Linked DNA regions of Homo sapiens: all the other regions are linked to region 1. The links are chromatin loops, found by intact Hi-C in ENCODE. Cell type or tissue: ascending aorta. All regions are shown on one strand.

Region 1 (8,000 bases):
AGTGTCCCTGGGTGCGATGTCAGCCATGGAGTCTCTGAGGTGGGGTCTCCTGTGGTCCCAGGCTCAGGGGATAGATTGCCCAACAGATTGGCAGGCCTGGCAGGGCCCAAGAGGGCTCCCAGGACCCCCTCCACTTCCCAGGTGGGGCACCGAGGCCCAGAGAGCAGGGATTTGTCTGAGCCAGTACAACAGCTCCAGGACAAGCTGGGCCAACAGTTCAGGACTCCCTGCCCAGGCCTGGTCGGGGGAGGTCAGGGATGTCCTCATCGGCCTTGACTGGCCATGTTCTCCACCCCTCCCCTGCCCCCACTGCTGTCTGTATCTCCCCACCTGTGTCTGAGACTAGCACACAGCAGGTGTGAGCATTAGCACATGTGCCAGCTGTGGACACGGCTGGGAGAGCTCTTCCCAGCTGGGGTATCCTGAAGACCCATCATCTGGGGTGGAAGCCAGGCAGCTGCGGCGAGGGGGTTCTCCAAGGGCCAACTCTGGCAAGTCAGGTCCCCCTGCTCTGGAACCTGACTTCGCGGACGGGGGCTTGCAGAAGAACACAGGACCCAGGGCTGACCCCTCCCCAGGCAGACCCTGGCCCCCCATGCCAAAGAGAGAGGTGGGTATCCAGGATGGATCTGGGCTGGGCTCAGCAGGCAGGGTCTGGCAGGGGAGGGTACACATAGGGAAGCCCAGGGGGGCCTCCCAGGGATGGGAAGGGGGACGGGAATGGGGAATGGATGGTCACAAGCAGGAGGCCTGACACAGCCCCCACACGCCTACCGAGCTGTCTGTGCGTGTGTGTTGGGGGGACCCCTGCCCAGCTCCTGCCAGGCGCAGGTCCCGCTTTTGCCCCTCCCCTCCAGCCATCCTGGCAACTTCCAGGCCCTGTGACACGGCTGAGTCTGAGTGGTCCCTACACCATGAAGGCCCAGCACCAGGAAGCCCACCTTGGTATTCTGTCCCCCACTTTCCACTGCCCTTCCTCAAGCAGCAGTGTGAACAGTGTGGACACCTGCTGGGCCTGACGGTGGAGCAAGGGGGAAAGGCAGGGCTGCACTGGGAAGACCCTGGGGGCACCACAGGAAACAGGCCGGCCCCAGGCCCCTCTCCAGACATTGCTGGTTTGTTCCACTCCACTGCTCTGGGGCCTCAATGACTTTCAGTTTGTTTCGGAAATAAGAAAGTGCCTGTTGTTCAACCTGGCTCTGGCCAGGCCTCTGGCCTAAGAGTGATGGTGTGGGGGCTTGCCGGCCTCACGCCCACCCTCTCTCCACCCAAGAGCCACGCCCACAAAATGTTCAGAGCCAGGAGGACTAGCTCAAAGCTACTCTCAGTCTTGGACTGGAAGAGCCCCACCTCTTTCCACCGGAGGCCCTGAATATCAGAGTGGGGAAGGGCAGGGGGCAGGGATGGGAATGCAGGGAAGACAGTCCCCCAGAATCTAAACTTGGGGTCAACTTGGGGGTTCTAGGCTCCTTTCACCTCTTCGCTACTCTCAGCACAGGAATTTTGAGTACATATTTTCCATGTACATAAAGGGTTAGCTTGAGAAAAAGCAAGACCCCTCCTTCTCATGCAAGAAGGAAGTTGTAACCCGGAGGCCCAGGGTGCCCTCCGTCCAGCATTGTGGGGTGGGGGAGATGGGGGAGGGTGTCAGGCAGGGTGAGGGTCTGGAAGATACCCCCAGCCCCCAAGCTCAAGGACTGACTGCGGCACCCAACATTAGATTACAAAGGTTTATTTAGAAAATAGTTTGGTTGTTTTGGCTGTTGTTTTTGGCAAACATTTAAATACTTTCAGTAATCAAAGATTGTCGGTGCTTTCTCCTTGCCCCCTGGCAGCCACCCCCCGACTAGGTCCTGGAGAAGTCAGCCCTTGGTCAGACGGGGATGGGGAGTGGTAGTGTCTTTGGGGGGCTCCTTGCTTGCCCATTTAGGGGGCTACCTCTGCCACTGCTCTCTAAAACCCTGACCTCACAGCCACACCTCGGCAGGGCTCCCAGAGCTGGATCCAGGCAGGGAGCCCCAGAAGCAGCCCCTTGCTGAGGGGGGAAGGCAAAGGGGTCTCCCCCTCTCTCCTCCCCACTCCCTGGAGCCCGGCTATCTCTCTGCCAAGCTCCTGCCCTGCCGCACCCTCCCCTGCGCCCTGGAGGCCAATCCATCCCCGGGTCTCTGGGAAAGCTCCCCCGTCCGGGCCGCCCCTTCTGCCCAGCCCCGAGCGCGGAGCTGTCCAGGATTCCCAGACGGGTGCGAGTCACTGCCTGAAGCCCCTTCTCCTCCGTCGGAAGAGGATGTGCTTAAAGGATCGCCGGAAATCCTGGTTGAAGACCGTGTAGATGACCGGGTTGAGCGAGCTGTTGCAGTAGCCGATCCAGAAGAAGAACTTGAAGAGCGGGCCGGGCACCTGGCAGGCCTCGCGGCAGATGCCGTACAGGCTGTAGCTGAAGAAGAAGGGGAACCAGCAGAGCACGAACACGCCCATGACCACAGCCAGCACAAAGGTGAAGCGCTTCTCGCGCGCCTGGGCCACCTTGCGGCGGCACACGCTGCTGCGCGCCCGGCGCCGGCGCGACAGGAAGAACTCGACGGAGCGCGAGCTGGCGCGCGACAGGCGGCCACCGGGCCCCGGGGACCTGGAGGCGGTCAGCGCCCCCGACTCAGCCGCCCCCGGCCCCGCCCCCTGCCCGTCCGCACCGCCCGCGCCCCCCTCCGCGCCCGCTCGCCGCCGCCCGCCCCGCCGCAACGCGCCCCGGCGCCGCCGCCTCTCGGCCGCTGCGCTGCTCTCGTCCGGCTCCACGTCGGCGGGCGGGGGCGCGCAGTGCCCGTTCTCGCCTGCGCCTGCCGCCGCGCCCAGCCCGTTTTCGGTAGTCGGGGACGCACCGTCGGGGCCCACGGGGGCGCGCTTCTCGCTGAGCGTGCGCGTGCGCAGCTTGGCCACTCGGTAGATGCGCGCGTAGACCAGGCCCATGATGAGGCAGGGCGCGAAGAAGGAGCCGATGCAGGAGGACAGGATGTACCAGGTCTCGTCGTTGAGGCCGCACTGCGGGTAGGCGGCGCCGTCGGGCTGGCGGTAGAGCGAGACCAGCGGCGGGAAGGAGATGACGGCCGAGATGAGCCACACGGCCACGATGGTGGCCTTGACGCGGCGTGGTGTGCGCTTCAGGTTGTACTCGACGGCCTGCGTCACCGACCAGTAGCGGTCCAGGCTGATGGCACACAGATGCACGATCGACGAGGTGCAAAACAGCACATCGAGCGCCAGGTACACGCCGCACCACACCTGCCCGAAGTACCAGTAGGCCATGAGCTCGTTGGCCAACGAGAAGGGCATGACCAGCGTGGCCACCAGGATGTCGGCCGAGGCCAGCGACACCAGGAAGAGGTTCTGTGGCGCGCGCAGCGCCCGGCTGGTCAGCACGGCGATCACCACCAGCACGTTGCCCACCACGGTGAAGACGATGAGGAAGCCCACCACGGCAGCCAGCCCTGCCACCGCGCCCGCCGAGTACTGGCCGCGCGGCGGCCCCCAGGAAGCCCCCGAGGCATTGGCAACCCCGCCGCTGCCCCTCTCGCCCGCGCCGCTCGCATTGGGGCCCGCCGCTGCCGCCACCGCCAGCGCCGCCGCCAGCGCCGGGGACGCCATGGTCCTCCCGCGAGCTACGCCGTCCCTCCTGGAGCCGGGGCGCAGCCGCGGCAGCTCGGGCGCCCCCCAGCCGGGGTCGGCGCCCGCATCGCCGCCTGCTGCTCGGGCGCGCCCGCCGGGGACCGCGGCGCCCAGCAGCCGGCCCTCGGCCGTGGTGGCTCCGCGGGCGGCGCGCCGGAGAGCGTGGCTGCCGGGCTCCCCGCAGCTGCCGAGCGTGTAAGTGCAGAGCAGGAGGCGCCCGGAGCGAGCGGCGACGCGGCTGCGGGGGGAGGGGGGCAGGTCCCGGGGTCCTCGCGCGGCCCCGCCCTCGGCCCGGCTCACGGGGAGCGCCCCGGCGTCGAGCCCACGGCGACGCGGCGCCCGAGCGGGCGTGCCTGAGCGGCCCCGCGGTCCCGGAGCCCAGCCGGGGCGCAGGCGACAGGCGGCGGCGGCCCGGGCGCTCCGCCTCCCATCCGGCCGGCTAGGGCTCGGCGCGCCGGGGCGCCGGCCGCCGCTCCTCCGGGCCCCCGCGCCCGCGCGCTCCCTCCGTCTCCAACTTTACTTTCCCGGGCGGGGCGCCGGCGCCGCCGCGAGTCCTCCGGCTGCTCCCGGGCGCGGGCGCCCCCCGCGGTCCACGCTTGGCCGTGCGGCCGCCGCCTCGCTCGCCGGAGCTGCGCCGCCGCCGCCGCCGCCGCCCTGCGCTGGGCGCGAGTGCGGCCGCCTGCGATCGGCTTCCAACTTGGGTCGAGTTGCGCAGCGGGGCGGGCGCGCGGGGCGGGGCGGGCCGCGGGCCCTGGGGAGCTGGCCGGGAACCGGAGCCCGCGGCCGCCTGGTCGAACCTGCCCGCGCGGCGCCGGGGAGGAGTCCGGGGCGGCGGCGCGGGGCGCGCGCTCGGCGAGGGCGCCCCCTCCAGGGCCGCCTGCAGCCTGCGGGACGGGGCCGAGCGGCGGCCGGCCTGGGTGGTGAGTTCCAGAAGCTGCTCTTTCTAAGACTGGAGCCTCCTTCGCCTCCCCCGGCGCAGGCATGGGCGCAGGCGGGGGCGCGCACACGCGCGCGCGCAGCACGGGCGGCTCGGGGTCCATGGCCTGATGGCAGAGCAACCTCTCGCAGCCTGGGGGAGGACGCGACGCTACCTGCGTGCGCACAGGTCCTGCCGAGCTCAGGGTCCGGACCAGATCCTGGATCGGCGCTCCCCGTCAGAGCCACCTCCGCACCCACCCCGGCCTCAGTTCCCTCGGCCCACTTCCCAGCGCTGCTGGAGCATGAATCATAACTAACGGCGGTGTCTGTGGAAGCCCTGGGCAAGCTCCCAAGCTCTGCACCCATGTTAGCAGTGATTGAAGTTTAATCCTTAGGCTCTCAGGCCCTGCTTTTAAAGGATGGAGAGGTGTTCAAAGTCACCACCTCTGACAAACACCCAGAACGGAGCTGCCTGGATGATGGAGCTTTTTGCAAGGGTGGGCTCAGGGGAGAGCGGCCGTTGAGGTAGCCCCCGTGCACCCTCGCCCCCGTCCGCGCACCTCCATTCTGCAGATGTGCACTGCCACGTGCACTGCCACTCTGTGGCCCATGTTGGGTGCTGGCTTCTGCCTCCAGGCAGCCTGGGGTCTGTGGGAGAGGGACTTCCAGGGACGAGGTGATCCAGGAGGAGAGCTGGAGTTCTCAGGCCTGACGTTTCTCTGCTAGGACCGAAGGGACGACCCTTCTCCCAAACGTCCAGAAACGAACCCCAGCTGGCTGGCCTCTCCCTGCATGGGCCCGCAGGAGAGAGGGAGGGAAGGTCTGTCCATCCTGTGGCTAGAACCGGCGGGGAAGGGGCGCTTCTGAGTGCCCGGGAGGTCATCATGAAGAGCGGCTGGAGTGACTGCCCTACCCCCGGGATGCCTATCCATGCCCGTGGCCTGGGGCAGCTTCTCTCTGAGCTCCTGAAGGGCGCCAGCTTTAGCCTCAGAGCCTGTCGTGTTCTCTGCTGCTCAGCCCTACTGGGGAGCATGTCTGTCTCCGCAGAGACACTGCCAGGAGCTACGGCTTCGTTCTTCACCATGTTTGTCACCAGCAGGGCCTGCATTGGGGGTGTGGAGGCCGAGCCAGGGCCCGGCAGAAAGCAAATATTTCAGATGATGGGCCTGCCAAGCAGGGGCGCACGTTGGAGCCAAAGCCTTCTGTGCCAGTCCTGTGCTAGTCTAGGGCACATATGCCCTTCGGGGAGGCAACAGGCCATGGCTGTCCTGTGGGAGGTGTGTGACCTGGGGATGGTGGAGGGTCACCATCCTTACTAAAGGCCCTCCTGGTTCTGGTTGCCTAAAAGGTGCCACCTGTCCAGGGCACCTGGAGGTGCATTTTTCAGGGAAGCCCACACACACCTGCTTCCTTCATGGTCGGCCCGCTGGAGCCCTTGTCTCTATTGAGCCCTCTGCGATGGCAGAGAGTGAGGGGGGCCTGGCCTCAGTTGAGGTGCTCACCATCTGTGGGTGGATGGGGCCACCCACTGAGGTGAATGCGCTGACAACCATCAGTGCCCTGGGGCTCCTCCCCCAGCCTGGGAGCGGGGTTGTCAAGGAAGCCTTCCTGGAGGAGGTGACCAAACTGTGCTTAGAGAGTGAGGAGGTGTTATGAGGAAGGGGGAGGCCTCTGTAGGCTGTCCTTCTTCCAGTGGGAGTGGGCTTTGTACTGGGGGCGTGGGGAGACAGGAGGACTAGGAAAGAGCAGTGGCAGGGGCCAGATGCAGGCTTTGGAGAAGGTCTCTCTCCCTCGGCATCAGCGTGCCTCCCACCCCCATCCTGAAGGGCTCTCTTTTTGAGAAGTGCTTTGGGGGATGCGCAGGGGCATGGGGATCTATCTAGGATCCTGGCTCCTATGTTCCCAAGAGATGGCAGCCCAGGCACGGGAATTTGGAGGGAAAAGGACACGGAGCACCTGGGGCCCTGAGCCAGATGAGCCTCCCACTGCCCAGGAGGGCTGAAGGCAGGGGCCACTCACAGGCCAGGCTGAGGGCATCTGGAGTGCCTGGCCAGTGAGCGGCCCAGGCCCTTGGGGATGGCAGCCAACAGGCTGACATGCTGCTGGCAACACCTCCTGGCATGACCAGGGAGGGGTCAGAAGGGTCCACTCCAGGGCCTGGATGGAGCCAAGGGCAAAAAGCTGGGGCCTGGAGTCATTAGGAGGAGCGAAGCCCTGGGCCATGCATAGGGGTTGCATTGCACGCAGGCCTGCCTGTGGTGGGAGGGCCCGGGACCGCAGCTGTTTGCAAGGAAGCTGGAGAGGACTCTTCCCCCAGACCTTGAAATTAGGCTTGAGGAACTGCTCCGGATTGTCCGTAACAAGCAGAACAGCACGTACCCAGCAAGACTTCCTGTCCTGACGAGGCACGACGCGAGCTGGCACGACCAGGAGGGGCGAGGAAGGAGGGTGCTGGGGGAGTCAGGCTGCACTGGCGGGGGTTGTGGGGGCTGTCTGTGTGTACGTGTGCAGGGGAGTACATGGCAGAAGTGGGCATATTTCAGAGGGGAAACCTACAGGTGTTTCCTAGAACTGAGAACCTAGAAGTGGCACGTCCTGGAGCTGCAGAGGCGAACCTGCCTGTATCTCACCCATGATGCGTGGGGCCTAGGAGGACAGGGTTGGTCCAGCAGGGCCATACAGCCATGGGACATTGGGCCCTGGCTGCTGTGCCGGAGAGAGCTGGGTGCCTGCCTGGGATGCCGCGCTCTAGGCTTCGTGAGCAGCCTCAGCTCGGGTGGAGGGGAGTTTGGCTCCTTGAGCCCCCTCCCTGCACATGCAGGCATGCATGCACATACGCAGATGTACAGTGTCCACACACATATATGTATCCACACACATCCTTGTGCACACATAGATCCATGCACACACATGAATATACATATCATGAATACACGTGTGTTCATGCAAGCATGAACACCCATACATACACATATCCACACATGCATGCAAGCATGCAACCTATTCATGCACACTTGCATGCCTTCACACACACATGCATGCACACATCCACACACACACTGTCTACATATACCATGTGGATTTACAGTGCATCCATGCCTACAGAATATACACACATGTATGCACACATACATGTTCCCACACATGCACACATGCCTGCGTGTGCATACACATGCCCGTGTACTCTTCACATGCAGGTGCATATATACATATGCACTATCATACACACGTGCTTTTTGCACACGTATGTCTACACATGCATATGTATCACACTGGCATATGTAGAAATGATGCACCCATGCTGTGCACACACCTGTGCATACTGCGGGCACGCACAGCCTTCCCTGTGCAGATAACACGAATCCATGCACATTGCACACACGTGTGTATGCCTGTGCTGCACACATCTGTCCCTATGCATGACA
Region 2 (8,000 bases), 110 kb after region 1:
CAAAGTCGCAAGACTCCTCTGCTGTTCCCAGATAGGACTTTCCAGGCACAACTGTGCAGTTGTAGCTGTGAGTGCAGGAAGGGCTCTGCCGGAGGCTCAAGGGCCTTCCCTCATCCGCCCTCCACGCGCCCTCATCCTCTCTCCACGCGCCATCCCTCCTGCCCGCGACCTCTTCTCCAGCGGTGAGCCAAGCCACGTGGCCGGCAGGGGTCCTGGCCGCACTCTCCCCTCCCGGTGTCTACTGTCTGTGCCATGTGACTTTGCCTTTGCTCCCACCAGCCTTGACTCTGGTTCACTTGTGAGTTGTTTGATGGCAGAGGTGATGAAGCAGGGCCTTGGTGTGTGCCTGAGGGGTAACCAGGAGGGGAATACACCCTAGGAGGGCAGCCTCTGCAGCCTGGGCCCCAGGACAACCACCGGAGGAGGGGGACCTGCGTGGGAGCCACATCCATCAAGAGCACAGCGTGAAGCAGGACCAGTCAGTCCTTGCCGTGAGCAGACCTCAGCCGACCCTCAAGCCCGAGAGGAACACGCGCTCCCCTCCTCAGGCCAGGGTGGACGCCTGCAGCTGGTCTGCAGCAGCACTGACAGGCGCGTTTCCCCCACAGCCCCTCTCCATCAGACACTGTGTGAGACTCCCGACAGCTCCAGATCACTCCTGTGAGCTTCAAGAATTCAGACCTTTTTATTTGTTGTTGCAAGGTTTGCAAAATCCTTTTGGAGTATTTTGATGCATATAGAATCTTCCGGAAGGTCTGGGTTTTGTGCCTGAGGACAAGGCTGGTGGTGGGCAGGGTATGTTAGATAAGTGGCCAGGCCCTGGTGAATATTTTCATTTTGGAAGGCACTAGCTCTGAGAATGCTGCACACATGCAGGGGTGCCCTGGGCACCTGCCCCTGCCCGGCACAGGTCGTGGGAAGCTATTAGGAACCCTAGACTGGGTATCGGATCCCAGCTGTATAGCCTCCCTTTGCTGTTCCCTCACCCCGTGAGATCCTGGGGCAGGCCCTCCTCACTGTGGGCGTCGCATGCCCCATCTGTCCAAGGGGACAACCAGACGGGCTCTGGGGCCTTCTGAGGCCAGCTCAGCTCTGGTCTTCGGCCCCGTCCACAGCCCACCCTCCGCTCCCCAGCTCCTCTGAATTCTTGTCACTTTGGCTTGGCTGGCAGGGAGGGCACCCCCAACCTGCCTCCAGCCTGCAGACCCCCCTGCCACCCACTGTGGAAGGCTGGGCAGGAGAAGGGCCACAACCCAGGTGTCCCCGTCAGAGTTCTAACTGTGTGGCTGCTTCTGACACACGCAAGGGTGTTTTCTTCCACCTCTGCCTCCCTGAGACAGCGTTTCCCTGGGGAGCCCTGAGCACTCCCTCACTCTACCACCCCTTCCTTTCACCCCAGGGCCCCCAGCTGCCTCAGGGCCCTCTCACCTCCTGCCACAGTGACAAGGTTAGGGTCAGGGTCAGGGTCACCACACACAAACACACACAACACACACACACGCACACCACACACACATACACACCACACATCACACACACACACACACAGCACACACAACACACACTATACAGCACACACACACTACACAGCACACTACACAACACACACACCATACACATCACACACACCATACACATCACACACAAGCCCTGGCCATGAAGGGCCGACTGTTAGAGCTGCTGTTTAGCCTCCTGGTTGTCGAGGGAGAGCAGTCGCCTCCCTGCAAGTCTGCCATGCAGCTGGCTTCTCGGCTGGGTGCCGAGGCTGGGCTTGGTTCCCTGGGCCAGCAGCTGCAGGTGTGGTCTGAGCTCTGCATTTCAGGATGGCTGGGCGGTTGTCCGCTTGTGTGTTCAGACACTCACAGCACAGCTGTCTGCATCTCGTGCCTGTCTACCGGGGGATCCTGACCCCACCCCCTGGGAAGACCGTAGGGGATTACGTGAATGACAGGGCAGACACCAGCCCCTGATACAAGCAACCCCACAGGGCCGCTGAACCGTGACCAGGATTCCTGTCCTCAGGGAGGTGATTTTGGACCCACCCCACCCCTCCGTGCAGGCAGGTCGCATTCAAGTTCCTTCCGTGACCCGCAAGAGGTTCGGAGGCTCCCAGGTCCCCAGCCCCAGCCCCTGGTCTGTCACAGACGATGGGCGGTTCCGCAGATCCCCTCCAGGCTCTGCCCAAAGCTTGCCTGTCTCTCATCTGGGATAAGCTGCCTGGTGTGGGTTACAGTCCAGAGGAATGTCACCCGCAACCACTGGACATGGGGAGCCCCAAAGAAATCAGGGTTGGACCAAGGGCCGAAAATGAAGGAAAAATGTGCAGGGTGAGACTACGTAGGGGGACAGCGCTACATATCCATGGGGAACACCGAGACCTGAAACATCCGGGGACAGGTGTGTGCCCAGTTGCCAGTGACACCAGGCTCTGCACTGCCGGGAGAGGCCAGGCAGAGCCATCTTGGTGAGAAAGCACCGGATAGCCCTCCCCAGACAAGCGCCCCCTCCCCTCATTGGTCAGGGAAGCCACTGGGGACCTGGGAGTTTTTGGAAGGGCCTGTGGGGGATCAAAGGGAGGAGGTGAGCCCAGAGAGCTGGCTGCAGACTCCAAGGGAGTGGCTGCGTGTCCCAGCGGGGAGGTCCATGCTATCCAGTCAGGTGGGTGGGCATGTGCCTGTCGGTGCAGAGGCAGATAGCAGGGGCTGGAGTCCAGGAGAGAGGTGGCCCCTGCAGCAAGTGTGTGGTGGGGGGCGTTCAGAGGGAGCAGGGAGAGGTGTGGGACCCCTGCTCACCAGGTCCCTGGTTTAATAAAACGTGACCAGAATGACTCCATCTTGAAGTGTGTAACTAGGCACTCACAAGGCACCTGTAAGGTAATGCTTGTGTTCTGAAAATAGCCACATCCTAAGCTGACCACCAGTGATAATTGCAGAATATTTATGGCCATACAGGACATCTCCTGGCAAGCCTGCAGGACATCCAGATGTCCTGAGAGTGCAGGCCACTGTGCTCAGGGATGAGGACAGTTAGCGGCTGAGGCTGGAGGATGCACGGTCACTGACAGTCCTCGGTTGAGTGAGAGCATCTGCACGTTCCAGGCTCAGTTAGAGCTCCTGATGGTTTCTTACGAAATGGCAGCACCAGTGGAGGATGCTGCCTTCATCCTCCCGCTTTTGGAGGACGCCCTACTCTGTAATGAAGTCATTTCGAATCAACTTGCCTCTTTCGCAGAGCTCTGTGACTCGCTTGAATTCTTTCCTGAGTGAGATCTAAGAACCCGTGTTGGGGTCTGGATCGGGACCCACTTTTCTGGCAGCAGCACATCCTCCAGAGCCCTTTCTGGCTGGGGACTCAGGGAGCTTGTGGGCCAGGGCAGAGAGACAAAGGAGAGGAGGGAAGGCTGGGGACAGGGACAGAAGGTCCAGGACAGACTTGGGGGCCGTTAGCAGAAGAGACCAGAAGGGCCCAGCAGGAGAGACCACGTCCCCGAGGCTGGAGGGCGGGTGTGTGGGGAGATGTCAGATCTGCAGACACCGTGTGTCTAGCGGCCCCCATGTCGTGTATGTCAAAGTGTGCAACTCTGCTGGAGCCTGGAGCAGGGCAGGATGGAACAGAACAGCCTTTAGGGGAAGGGAAGGGGACCGGGGGCTGGAGACCAGGGTGCCTCATGCCGTGTGAGGTTGGGCAGACGCCAGGAGAAAGCCCCAGCCTGGCAGGGAGCCCGGGGCTTCCTGGGGCTGCTGAGAGCTGGCCGGGGTGCCAGCGGGTTGGATTGTGGGGTTTGTATCCTCCTTGTTTTGAAACAGGGACAAGCAGCCTGCTGAAAGCAAACACAACTGCAAGGTAAAATAAAATGCTAGAGAAGCTCCCAAGGAAATCTGAGCCCAGGGAGAGGAAAGACGGCCGAGAGTGACTAAAGCAAGGCTGGTCCCACAGTGAAGGCCCCAGGCACTGCGACCCTGGGAGAGGCTGCCAGGCACAGGGGAGGGGAGGCACCAGGAGGGTCAGAGAGGAAGCACACAGGGGAGTGGGGACCAGAGACAGGTCTCCCTGGGCCCCTCTGCCAGGCCCAGCCGGGTGGAGACGGGCTGTGCCAGGAGAAGCCTGAGCCAGGGTTCCAGGACGCCCAGCCGGCTCCTCGGTGGAGGAAGGCGTGGCTCAGAGCTCGGCGCTCCAGGCCTTGGTGTGAGACTGAAGAGGGGGTGCTGTGTATGTGTGCGGGCGGGGGGGTGCTCCAGGCGTGAGGCATTGCAAGGCATTGCACCCTAGGGATGTCATGGGATTGTTTTCTGGTGCAGGGTTGGCAGCCTCCTGTGGGGCCCGGCCGCTGTGTGTTCTGAGCTCTGACACCTCCTCACCACTGGGGAATTCATGACGCACTCCCCGAGAGGGCCAGGGCGCACATACTTCGTAGTTACATTGAGTTAAGAGAATGTTATTTTTAAGTATTTTGGAAAAACACTTGAAGAAGCCAGGACAAATCCCCAAAGCCATGTCAGAGATCCCTGGTTTAGGGGCGACTTCCTCTCCCTCTTCCAGCCTCACATCCTCCACCAGCGAGACGGAGGGTCAGCGACGGAGACGCCAACATTTTCCTCCAGTCGTCTCCTCTTAGGAAGAAAAACGAGCTTATTCTCACCAAAGTGTCAGGGGCTGGGTTTGTCATCAGCATGGTGTGTATTCATGTTTGAAAAACCAGAGAAAGGGAGTCAGTGGGTAGGCGACAAGGGTCACCTGAATGTGGACCTGCAGGCAGAGGGTGAAGCCCCTGCCTTTCCCCCACCCCAGGCAGCCCCCATGAGAGGTGGGAGAGGGAGCCGGACCCCTCCTCACTCAGACCCCAGCCAGCGCCTGGGCTTGGAGTTGGCGCGTTGCTTCCTGGCCGTGCTTCTGCCCCTTGGGCCCTCACTTCGCTGATCTGTAAAATGGCACGAGAATAGTTGTATCCATCCTCATGGAGTTGCTGAGGGGATTGATTGAGAACATGCAAAGTCCTTAGCACCTTAGCACAGGGCCTCCACTTAGGTGCTCAGTAAACACCAGATATTACCATTAGGCACCTGTGCAGAGAGGGGGAGCGGGAGAGGGAAGAGGGGGACCAGGGGAGGGAGGGAGCCCACATCCCCGGGCACAGGCAGACTTGACATCCTTATTTGCATGAAAAAAGAGTGCACTGGCTTCCGGGTGTCATAAACCTCCTGTTTCAAGTACGCACAGCCAATTTATTTTTATGAAGCACTGAGGCCTTAGACTGTCTGGAAGCTGATTGGCCACACTCGGTGCCATTTCTCTCCCGACCTGCAGGCTTTCCTGCCTTTTGTTTTGTGTCTTCTTTCCTCTGGGCAGAGCGGGGAGTGGATTCCTCGGCTTCGCATTTTTTCCTTTTTTTTGCAATAAATGAAGAGGAAACAGATCCATAGACACAAAGGTGTGGCCTGGCCAGCCCTGAGCATCTGAAGTTTGAGATCATCCTTCTAGGGGGCTCTGGGGCTCAGGCCTGGGCCAGGAGCCAGGCCCTCCCTGCAGGGTGTCCTGCCACAGCTCACAGTGCATAGGCCACCAGCACACATGCACCTGCCACGCGCCAGACCCACAGAAGGGATGAGGGAAGCCCTGGGGGTCCCGCCAACGATGCTGAGTCCACAGCACTGCGGTTTCATCTTCCTTATTGTTGTCACAACCCCAGACCCTGGAGCGGGACACAGCACACCTGTGCCCCATGAATATCGCGGTGTGAATGAGTAAGTGACAGAAAGCACGGATGGGCGATTTTAAAGAATAGGGACCTGTGGGCTGTGACGGGCAGGATGCCTGCGCCCCAGGGCTCACGGTCTCGGCAGGGATGTGGTTTTGGTAGCCCCTACATCGAGTGAGGACTTCTGTGATAATGACCACTGTCAATCACAAGAAAGAAACTGAGGCACAATGAACAGAGAGAGTTTATTTGGGTCAAGGTTGAGGACGGTGGCTGGGACATTGGGGGTGCTACCTCGGCCTTTGTTACAAGCAGGTTTTAAAGGCAAAGCAGGTAAGGAGTGGGCGGATACAAAGTCCTCTGACAGGAGTTCTCATTGGTTTAAGAGACAGCATGGATCGGTGATTGGCCGTCACCATTGATTCTAGAGGATGAGTTACAGGGTCCAGCAGGAGGCACTTTATGGCTACCCGGTGTCAGCCTAGAGCCCATACAGCTGGCAGATTCAAGAGGTCGTTCTCTAGCTCGAGGGGGAGTGGGACGTGGCTGCTGTCACATTTTAATGCCTCTCTGGGCCTGATAATTTAACGGAGCTCACATTCCTCAGATTAAAAGTTTCTTTTCTTTCTCACATAAAATGCTGGCACAGGGTCAGGAGCATGGGTGCTCTGTGGTAACAATCATAAATGTGTTACATTCAGCTTAGCAGAAAGCTGCCTCCTTCTGTATTGTGAGTTCCGCCTAAAGGTTTCTAGGTCTGTAGTGAACTGTACCTAACTGCAGGTGTACAGACGTGACCCACTCCTGCAGCAACCAAGCCGGCTGTTTCTGGACGTCACCTCCATCTCTGTGGGCAAATGCTATCCAACCGCGGGGCCACCCTGGAGTCTCTCAGAACCTATTCCGCCCCCAGGGGCTGCCCAGCTGAGAATCGTTCCCTCCTCAATCAGCTTTAATTTGCCTGAAGTTTTTCTCTGAACAAGTGCAACAAGGGAGGATCAGCCTCAGGGGAGGGAGGGGGACAACCCTGGGGAGGGAGGATCAGCCCCGGGGGAGGGAGGATCAGCCTTAGGGGAGGGAGGATCAGCCTTAGGGGAGGGAGGATCAGCCCTGGGGGAGGGAGGATCAGCCTCAGGGGAGGGAGGGGGACAACCCTGGGGAGGGAGGATCAGCCCCGGGGGAGGGAGGGGGACAGCCCTGGGGGAGGGAGGGAAGATCAGCTCCAGGTGACTGAAGACCCTTGGCCTCCTTCCGGTGCTGCCCAGAACCGGGCTCCTTATCCAGCTGGGGGAAGGGATCCATTTGGACCCTTCTGTCTTCAGGAGGTAGTGGGGACAGACTTGGTGACAGGGTGGACAGGTGAGGGTTCAAGGAGGACAAGAAGAGCCCCAGCAACCGCAGGGCAGCCAGACTCTGAGGGGCCACAAGTCCAGTTGCCCCAGGCACCGGCTGCCGTGGCACATTGTGAAAGGCTGAGTGTCTCCCGACTCAGAGAAGCTGGTCATGAAGACACCAGAGCCAGCAGAAGGGATCACGTGCCACCCAGCATCTCCACAGAAGAACGGGTCACTTGGGCCCTGGCCCTGGGTGCCCATCACAGAGAAGGAAGCAGGGCAGCTATTGGTGGGCAAGTGTCCCCCGGTAGATGGAGCCATCCTGCCCCCACCATCCTGGAATGGAAGGGTCATCAGACTTGGGTTTGAGGAAGACCATGCCGCCAGTGCCGCATATGTCAGAGGGGCCAAAGTGAGGGTGAGACTTAGGTGAGTGGTGGGGTCACAGAGAGGAAGGGGTGGGGCAGGCCTGTGTCCTCACAGGACCCTCGTGGGGTGTGGCATTACCCTACTCCACAGACCTCAAGACCCAGGGCCAGAAGCAGTGAGCAACCACCCACGGTCACCACCGAATACAAACGCGGGGCAGGGGCAGGCTTCATGCCCAGCACCCATGCACCACGCCCCACACTCTTCTTGTGGGCTGAAATCAGGGTCTCCAGGGGCAAAGCTCTTGGGGAGCAATGGGCTCCCGAGCCTAGCGGTGCACATGCTTTCACGCTGCCTTCCCAGACGCTGCGGCCACGCGGGTGGGGCCTCTCCTCCCGGGACCTGGCCTGGGGAGGGGCCTGAGCTTTCAGGATCCCCTGACTGTTTACCGGTACCTTAGCCAGGGAAGAGCTCTCAGGGCACCAGAGAACTGCCCAGAGCCGCAGAAATGACCAGACGGGAAGCAGATGTTCCAGAACCGCAGAGGACGAAGTCTTGGCCGTGCCAGGTTCTGCACAGGTGGGCAGCCAGGACCGGCACGT
Region 3 (8,000 bases), 180 kb before region 1:
ATGCATGTCGGTGTTAGCTAGTGTTTTTATTCAGTCTCGAAATGTTTAATAAATGCCTTCCGTGAGCCTGGCACCATGGATCAGCAGTACCCATGACAGATGAGGCTCTGCTTGCATGGGAGAGCCAGAGAATAAACAAAGAAATGAATAAACAAGAAAAGACCAGATGAGAGTGGCTCTAAAGCCAATAAAACAGGGAAATGGTGAATGGAGCAACTGGGGAGAAGAGTCACCAAAGTCGGGGAATCAGGGAAGCCTTCCCCAAAGAGGTGGCATTTAAACTGGGGCCTGACTGGTGAAGCAGCCAGCCATGGGAAGGGCTTGGGGAACAGGATATGCAAAGGCCCTGTGGTGGAAACAAGCCAGCTGTGGTTGAGGAACAACAGCAAGGCAGCCAGTGTGGCTGGAGTGGAGTGAGCAGGGTGGGCCAGGGGTGAGGGAGAACAGGCCAGAGAGAGGGATTAGGACCAGGTCTTGTAGGGCCTTTCACAGCATGGAAGGAGCTCTGAAGCAATGAAGTGCCTTGCCCTGTGTCACATACCAGCCGAGACAGTCTGCCTAAGTCGGGAGCCCAAGTTCGCTGCTGGGCTTGAGGCCCCTGTAAGAGGACAATGTAACCCAGGCTGGTATGGGCACATTCTGCATTTCCACTTAAACTCAGATGGCAAGCCCATCAAACCTTGGTGCCATGGCTGCCCTGGTAATTCCTGGCTGACCAGTGCAACCAGGGAGCTGGCCCATGACCTGGGTGGCAGCTAAGTAGCCAGGACTAATGCGGCCAAGAGTCACTCTTCTAGCCTTCTTCCTGTGACTCATCCAGGTGCACCCTGCGGCATCTGAATGTCAGGCTTTCAGCTGCTGTGGCTTCCACTTCCAACTGGCTCCACGTCCCCAGGGAGAGATCACACAGTGCTTTGCCAACACATTCTATTGCGTGTTTAATGTTCTTGTGAATGCACCCTTGAGATTTCTCTCTCTCCCCTCCACACAGAGCTTAGAAGCAAAGTTAAGAGACTCATCAGATTCTGAGCTGCGGCGGGATATTTTGCAGAAGGTAAGAATCCCAGAGTCCCTGGGACTCATGACTCTGCCTCCTGAATCTCTCCGGAAGACCTGAGAGAAGAACCGCAGGTGTGCTTGTACCCTTTAAAAACACCCCTGTTCAAAGAACAAAACCATTGAGTCAGCACTGCAGGTGGGTGTGGGCACCTCCGACGGCTCCAGCTCTTTCATTTTCTAAGACTTAGACAAAGACATCAGAATATACAAAAATCTGCATGAGAGGGGGGAATCTAGGGAAAGTTTTTTAAACCATCCACAGCAAAAACAGAGATGACAGGTGCAAGACAGCTTCTAGCATTTGGTAGATGCTCAGAGACTTTCTTTTTTGCATTCATGAGGCCTGTCCTGCCCACTCCTGTCTCTTCTAAACCTAAATGGGCCCTTGCTTTGCCCAGGGTGGGGTTTGGACTCAAGAGCATCTGCATGCAGGTGAGAGGCAGGATCACCACCCGGCCCAGCCGCAGCCTGACCTTGGCCTTGAGGGCCAAGTGCAGATCACCCTGCATCCTGGGTCTTCACCTTCGAAGGGCCATCAGCCCTTCTGAAAAGACAAAGCAATAGACTCCCTCCCAGAAAGAAGTGCACCAGAAGAATACATTTTCCATACAAACTCAGGGGAGGCAGACATCCTCCACCCTCACCCACCCAGCCCATCCTAGGAGCCCCGGGGAAGAATTCCTGTGCTAGAGGTGAACCAAGATTATCCACGTGGAAAAGATGCAGCCACAGCAGGGAAGACTTTCGGGGCAATACAGTAGGTCAGGGCTTCAAGCATGGAGATACCTGAAGTTATCTCGCACCCTGCTCTGAGTTTCACCCTGAGCCTCACTCTCGTAGGTGGTGAAGCATGAAATGTGGGGAGAGCTGCTTTAAAACCCAGCACAAGGCTGGGTGCACTGGCTCACACCTGTAATCCCAGGACTTTGGGAAGCTGAGGTGGACGGATCACCTAAGGTCAGGAGTTCGAGACCACTCTAGCCAACATGGCAAAAACCCATCTCTACTAAAAATACAAAAATTAGCTGGGTGTGGTTTTGCACGCCTATAGTCCCAGCTACTCGGGAGGCTGAGGCAGGAGAATCGCTTGAACCCGGGGGGTGGAGGCTGCCATAAGCCAAGATCGGGCCACTGCACTCCAGCCTGGGCAACACAACGAGACTGTGTCAGAAAAAATGAAAAACCAGCACCAGCCTGAAGGGCCTGTGTATTGCGTGGGGTACTTTTCTGCCCTTGGGCAGAATCTGCATCCCTCCCAGCCAGCAGGTGCTGCGGACCATCTCCTCCCTCTCCCTCCAGACTCCTGTTTTCCCACCGTCCCCACTCCTGCTGCACCAGTCCCTCTGCCCTCCTTTCCATGTGCTAGGCCGTGGATACCTCAGAGCTTACACCGGCTGTTCCCACTGCCTGGAACTTGCTCGTCCTGCACTTGGCTTCTCTTGGCTTTAGCTGGAGTGTCACCCTGAGCGTCCCTTCCCCTCCATCCTGTCCCCAGGGACAGATGCTCCAAGAGAGCAGTTGCTGAGTGGGCCTTCCCGCCTCTTCCATAGAGCCAGACAGTTGGCGACTGTCCTTACTGCAAACCCTGGTTCACACTGGCTCCCCTGGGAGGGAGGTGGTTTGGGCCCACATGCCCTGTGTTCCTGCTCAGAATGGGCATTAGAAATGCTGCCATAGCCTGTGCCACTGCAGTGGAAGCATTTTTAGGAAACGGCTTATATCTTAAGACAAACTTCAGATGCGTGGGGCCAGAACGCTGTGTCCATCTACATCTTTGCTGAGGGATCGGGTAGCCTGGAGTTTGCCCTCTGCTGTGTTGGCTTGAAGCTCATAGGAGACTTCAGATGGGCTCTCCCCAGCAACCAACGTTCTGTCCTTTGCCATAGACTGTGAAGCATCCTGTGTGTGTGAAGCACCCGCCGTCAGTCAAGTATGCCCGGTGCTTTCTCTCAGAACTCATGAAAAAGGTCAGTTATGGGCAGTGTCCGCAGAGTAGTGGGACAGCATAGCCACCTGCGTGCTGGAGCCCCCGTCCTTCCCAGTCTCTGGGCCTGCTTTGCAAACCCCAGCATGGCAGGGGTCTCCCCAGGCAACTGGCTGCAACTGCGTGTGACCCATGGGAGACAGTGCAGGGCGGGAAGAAGGGGAGGCCAGCGTCTCTCCCTCACTCTGCCTCCTGGGGTTTCCGCAGCAGCTGCTTCTCTGGAGCCCCAGCTCCTAGCATATGGATTCTCATTCCTACCAGGCTGGCCCAGCAAACAGCACTGGAACCCGCACCCACACCCTCTGTCCTGCCCGCCAAAGGGTTTGGAGTTTCCTGCTCTTGTCCATCTCTGGGTTGCCCCACAGGCCCCTGTTGGAAGGTTTAGCTCTTGCCACACCTTTGGAACTAGTTCCTCTGGTGAATTCTCTGCATTGATCCTGCTGGAATGAGCTCTTTCCTGACTGATACAGGATGGATTTTATTTTTTACTTATTTATTTATTTTTTTGAGACAGTCTCACTGTGTTGCCCAGGCTGGATTACCATGGCATAATCTCGGCTCCCTGAAACCTCTGCCTCCTGGGTTCAAGCAGCTCTCATGCCTAGCCTCCTAAGAAGCTGGGACTACAGGCACACGCCACCATGCCTGGCTAATTTTTGTATTTTTAATAGAGACAGAATTTCACCATGTTGGCCAGGCTGGTCTCGAACTCCTGACCTCAGGTGATCCACCTGCCTTGGCCTCCCAAAGTGCTGGGATTACAGGCAAGAGCCACTGCACCTGGCCTAGGATGGATTTTAAAGATGGGCCTGAACATGCAGGGTTTGACATGAGGATGTCTAGAGGCCGTTCCTCACTAGGCAGTAGCAGACCTGCTGAGTGAAAGGGCCACACTTTTAGCAAATAAACAATCCCCTGCTTCTCCAATACCTGCTTTCTCCCTAGTCCTCCCCAAAAGGCTGCATCTGTGGTCACCAGCAGGTCTGCCCTGTGCCACCAGGAGAGGGCAGCGGTCATCCAGTGTACCCTGTTGCTGCCCTGTGAATCTTAGGACGGGGCCAGCCGTGGAGAAGCAGCCTGCTGACAGCCACAGCCTGCAGCATGGGCCGCCCTCACAGTTCTGCCTGGGCTCACTTAAAAGCACCTTTTGTTTTCCTCCTCTCTGTGTTTGATCCAAACACAGAGCTCTCTGTCATGGTCAAGTGGCAGCTCTCATGGAATTCTTGTCTCCTGCCCTAGACTACACCTAACCCTACCCTCTCAACACCTCTTGTTGAAGGCCCTCCCATCCAGGTTTCCCTACCAAGTGAATTTTTTTTTTAGAGATAAGGTCTCTTGCCCAGGCTGTCCTCGAACTCCTGGGCTCAAGCAGTCCTGTCATGTCAGCTTCTAGAGTAGCTGGAACTATTCGGCACACACCACCACGCCCAATGAAGTGAATATTTTATATGGCAGCTGGCCGGTATTACACCATTCCATCCCAAATCTCCCCTCCAAACCTGGCGAAAATCATCTGGCCATTTTTACAGATTAGAACGAAAGCAAACAAGCTCTCACTCAGCCTGCCCCCAGCACGAGGCTGTCCACACAGAGCCTTTGGACGAGCTGTACGAGGTGCTGGCGGAGACTTTGATGGCCAAGGAGTCCACCCAGGGCCACTGGAGCTATTTGCTGGTATGAGAAGGGCACCCTCCTCCCCCTCACAGCCCAGATACCCTTCCTGCACAAAGTGAAAACGTGGGTGTGGGTTCAAATCCTGACTCACCCATTCTGCAGTCTTAGATATGAGGTCCATTAACCTTCTTTAGCCTCAGTTTCCCTGTCTGTAAATCAGGCACTTCAACAACAACATCATGCCTCGTGCGGTTGTTGGGCATTTGTCCAATGGGTGGCACACACTACCTGCTTCACAAGGACCTGGTGCCCAGTCCTCAAAGAACACCTGACAGGGCTGGGTGTGGTGGCTCACGCCTGTAATCCCAGCACTTTGGGAGGCCGAGGCTGGTGGATCTGAGGTCAGGAGTTCGAGACCAGCCTGGCCAATATGGTGAAACCCTGTCTCTACTAAAAATACAAAAATTAGGCTGGGCGTGGTGGCTCATGCCTGTAATCCCAGCACTTTGGGAGGCTGAGGCAGGGGTATCACCTGAGGTCAGGAGTTTGAGACCAGCCTGGCCAACATGGTGAAACTCCATCTTTACTAAAAATACAAAAATTAGCAGGGTGTGGTAATGAGCACCTGCAATCCCAGCTACTCTGGAGGCTGAGGCAGGAGAATCTCTTGAACCCAGGAGCTGGAGGTTGTAGTGAGCCAAGATCGGGCCATTGCACTCCAGCCTGGGCAACGAGAGTGAACCTCTGTCTCAAAAAAAAGTACAAAAATTAGCCAGACATGGCGGCACGTGTCTGTACTCGCAGCTACTTGGGCGACTGAGGCAGGAGAATTGCTTGAACCCAGGAGGCAGAGGTTGCAGTGAGCCAAGATCATGCCACTGACTCCAGCCTGGGTGACAGAACTGAAAAAAAATAACATAAAACATAGATACAGAAAACCACAAAGGACAAACACAGCATATTGAATCATCACAAGGCAGCCACCCCTTCATAGCCACACCCGGCCCCTGGCCACCACTGACCAGTGCTCCATCGCCAGAATTCTGTTGTCTCAGGAATGTTCAATGAATGGAATCCTGTATGGCCTGAGATGAGTGTCTTTCATGCCACATGACACCCTTGAGGCCTGTGCAAGCTGATGGCATGTCAACAGTTAGCTGTTTCTCATTGCTGAGTAGCGATTGGTCCTGTCATGGTTTATTCAGCCATGTGGTGGATGGCTACTTGTCTTCTATGCCACTTGTCTTCTGATTGCTGGACTGACTCTCTCGCCCTCTCTTGGTGCAGCCCTCGGGAGGCTCGGTCACACTCTCCAAGAGCACAGCCATCATCTCCCACGGCACCACAGGCCTGGTCACATGGGACGCTGCCCTCTACCTTGCAGAATGGGCCGAGAACCCAGCAGCCTTCACTCACAGGTGACCTCGGGGCGCAGGGCAGGGCACCGAGGCAGGCTTACCCTGGTGCAGTCACAGACACGGTCCCCTTTCCTCCCACCAGGACTGTCCTAAAGCTTGGCAGTGGCGCCGGCCTCACAGGCCTGGCCATCTGCAAGATGTGCCGCCCCCGGGCGTACATCTTCAGCGACTGTCACAGCCGGGTCCTCGAGCAGCTCCGAGGGAATGTCCTTCTCAATGGCCTCTCATTAGAGGCAGACATCACTGCCAACTTAGACGGCCCCAGGGTGACAGTGGCCCAGCTGGACTGGGACGTCGCGACGGTCTGTCAGCTCTCTGCCGTCCAGCCAGATGTTGTCATTGCAGCAGGTAATGCCCAGCCCCGGGCATCCTGTGCAGGCGGTGTCCTTGCAGCTCTACCCAGCTCTTGGCTCTGGGAAAAGGGAACAATGGATGCTGTCAGGCATGGACATGATGGGGCTTCCAGAAGAGTTACTCTGGGCCTCCAGGCTGACATCAAAGGACAGGGGTGCCTCTTAAGGTGACCTTCAAGCCACAGCCCTCTTGCTGGAGACAGGCATACTCCCGTTCCAGTTGTCACCACATGGCTCTGTCCCAGAGCCATGCCCTGTGTCCTTCAGAGACCACCGGAGGAAAACAACCACTTCTGGGATGAGGACAGGGCACTTGAGAGAAGGTGGTGTTTGGCTGGGCCACCGAAAACCCCTCGCCCCTGCCAGCACACTCAGTCCCCTCTCTGATGGAACAGAGCTCTGCCTGTGGTCCTGGGTCCCAGCCCTGAAAACCACAGGTCCAGCGGTGGCCAGGGACACAGGCCCACCCCTGCAAGCCAGCAGACAAATCAGCGGATACCTGAAACACGAAGTTCATGGCAGATTCAGGCTTTGTGTCATTCAAAGCCCTCTAGATAGGCCGAAAACCAGAGCTGGTTTTTTAAGGAACACCAGTGAGTCTGGACATTTTTTTCTTTTGCTTCGGTCTTTTGCAGCTTTCTCTAAGGGTTCTCCTTTTTCACCGTAGTAATTGCCTTTCCATCTAATGGCCCAAATGTTTAAATGGCATCTAATAGTCTCATATGACCGCTGCCTCTCTGGCCTCGCCCTGCTGCTGTGGTCAGCATGACCTGGAACTTTCCACTTGTCCCTTTCAGTAACCTGAAGATTTCACCGTAGACGTGCTGTATTGCCCAGAAGCCATCGTGTCGCTAGTCGGGGTCCTGCGGAGGCTGGCTGCCTGCCGGGAGCACCAGCGGGCTCCTGAGGTCTACGTGGCCTTTACCGTCCACAACCCACAGACGTGCCAGCTGTTCACCACTGAGCTAGTTGAGTCCCCACGCCCACCCGGGCCTGCATGGTCCCCGAGCTGTCCCTGCAGGACTCCAGTGGAAGTGAAAGAACTGGGCGCCGGCGTAAAGCTAGCATGCCCCACACTCCCACACCATGCGGGGAACTCGGGCAGAGGCCGGTGAGCAGGGTGGGCTTGGAGCATGGGGGGCTTGAGGCAGGAGGAGGGCAGCTCAGCACAGGAAGGAGGGTCTGAGCCTAGCAGCCCTACTGTGTGCTTCAGAGCAGGGTTCCCTAAGCCCTTGGGCCTCTGTTTTCTCATCTATAAAATGGAGGTGGTGGGAGGGGCAGTCGGGGTCAGGGCTGGACACAGCTGTGGCCAGCAGGATGCTGGAGCACAGGCTGTACAGGCGGATCCACCACGCCACTGTCCTGAGCACCCAGTCGGTGGAAGACAAGCAGAGTGACTGTAGAGAAGGGGAATTGGCCCTGTAGTGGGCCAGCCACTGTCCTTAGACCTAACATTTGTCAGCCCCCAGCACCTGTGAGGGTGTGCTGTCCTTGTCCCATCTCAGTGACAAATACACTAGGACACACGGAGGCCAAGTGACCCCCGAGCTCCCGCACACTGCAGCCCGGCCA

Evidence for each region. A loop is a pair of places that touch in the nucleus more often than their neighbours do. Peaks named below come from ENCODE experiments on the same cell type or tissue, not always from the same donor. Only the 100,000 strongest peaks of a DNase experiment are listed, where the experiment ranks them.
Region 2: it touches region 1 in a loop (4-fold over the local background); 5 of 110 quality-filtered maps call a loop at or near these places.
Region 3: a loop joins it to region 1, with 3 times the contacts of the local background. A loop is called at or near these places in 8 of 110 quality-filtered maps.

Annotation. Positions count from the first base shown.
Region 1 is chr4:3,762,243-3,770,242 of GRCh38, reverse strand. ADRA2C (adrenoceptor alpha 2C) reads right to left here and starts at 3,858. Exons shown (of 1, transcript NM_000683.4): 1 at 1,717-3,858. The coding sequence starts at 3,636. The coding sequence ends at 2,248. RefSeq lists enhancers at 1-71, 758-1,443, 1,636-2,153. In ascending aorta, CTCF peaks have their summits at 2,507 (motif pointing left), 3,058 and 4,608; DNase peaks (open chromatin) are centred at 3,012, 3,903, 4,402 and 4,862; H3K4me3 peaks cover 4,348 bases; H3K27ac peaks cover 5,560 bases.
Region 2 is chr4:3,654,364-3,662,363 of GRCh38, reverse strand. No RefSeq gene overlaps it. Among named protein-coding and RNA genes, the nearest start is that of LINC02171, 19 kb to the left of the region's middle. RefSeq lists an enhancer at 1,194-1,838. In ascending aorta, no CTCF peak of the experiment used is centred here; DNase peaks (open chromatin) are centred at 3,733 and 4,263; H3K4me3 peaks cover 676 bases; H3K27ac peaks cover 2,063 bases.
Region 3 is chr4:3,946,165-3,954,164 of GRCh38, reverse strand. It overlaps the pseudogene FAM86EP. Among named protein-coding and RNA genes, the nearest start is that of ADRA2C, 180 kb to the right of the region's middle. RefSeq lists an enhancer at 6,206-6,706. In ascending aorta, a CTCF peak has its summit at 4,047 (motif pointing right); a DNase peak (open chromatin) is centred at 6,191.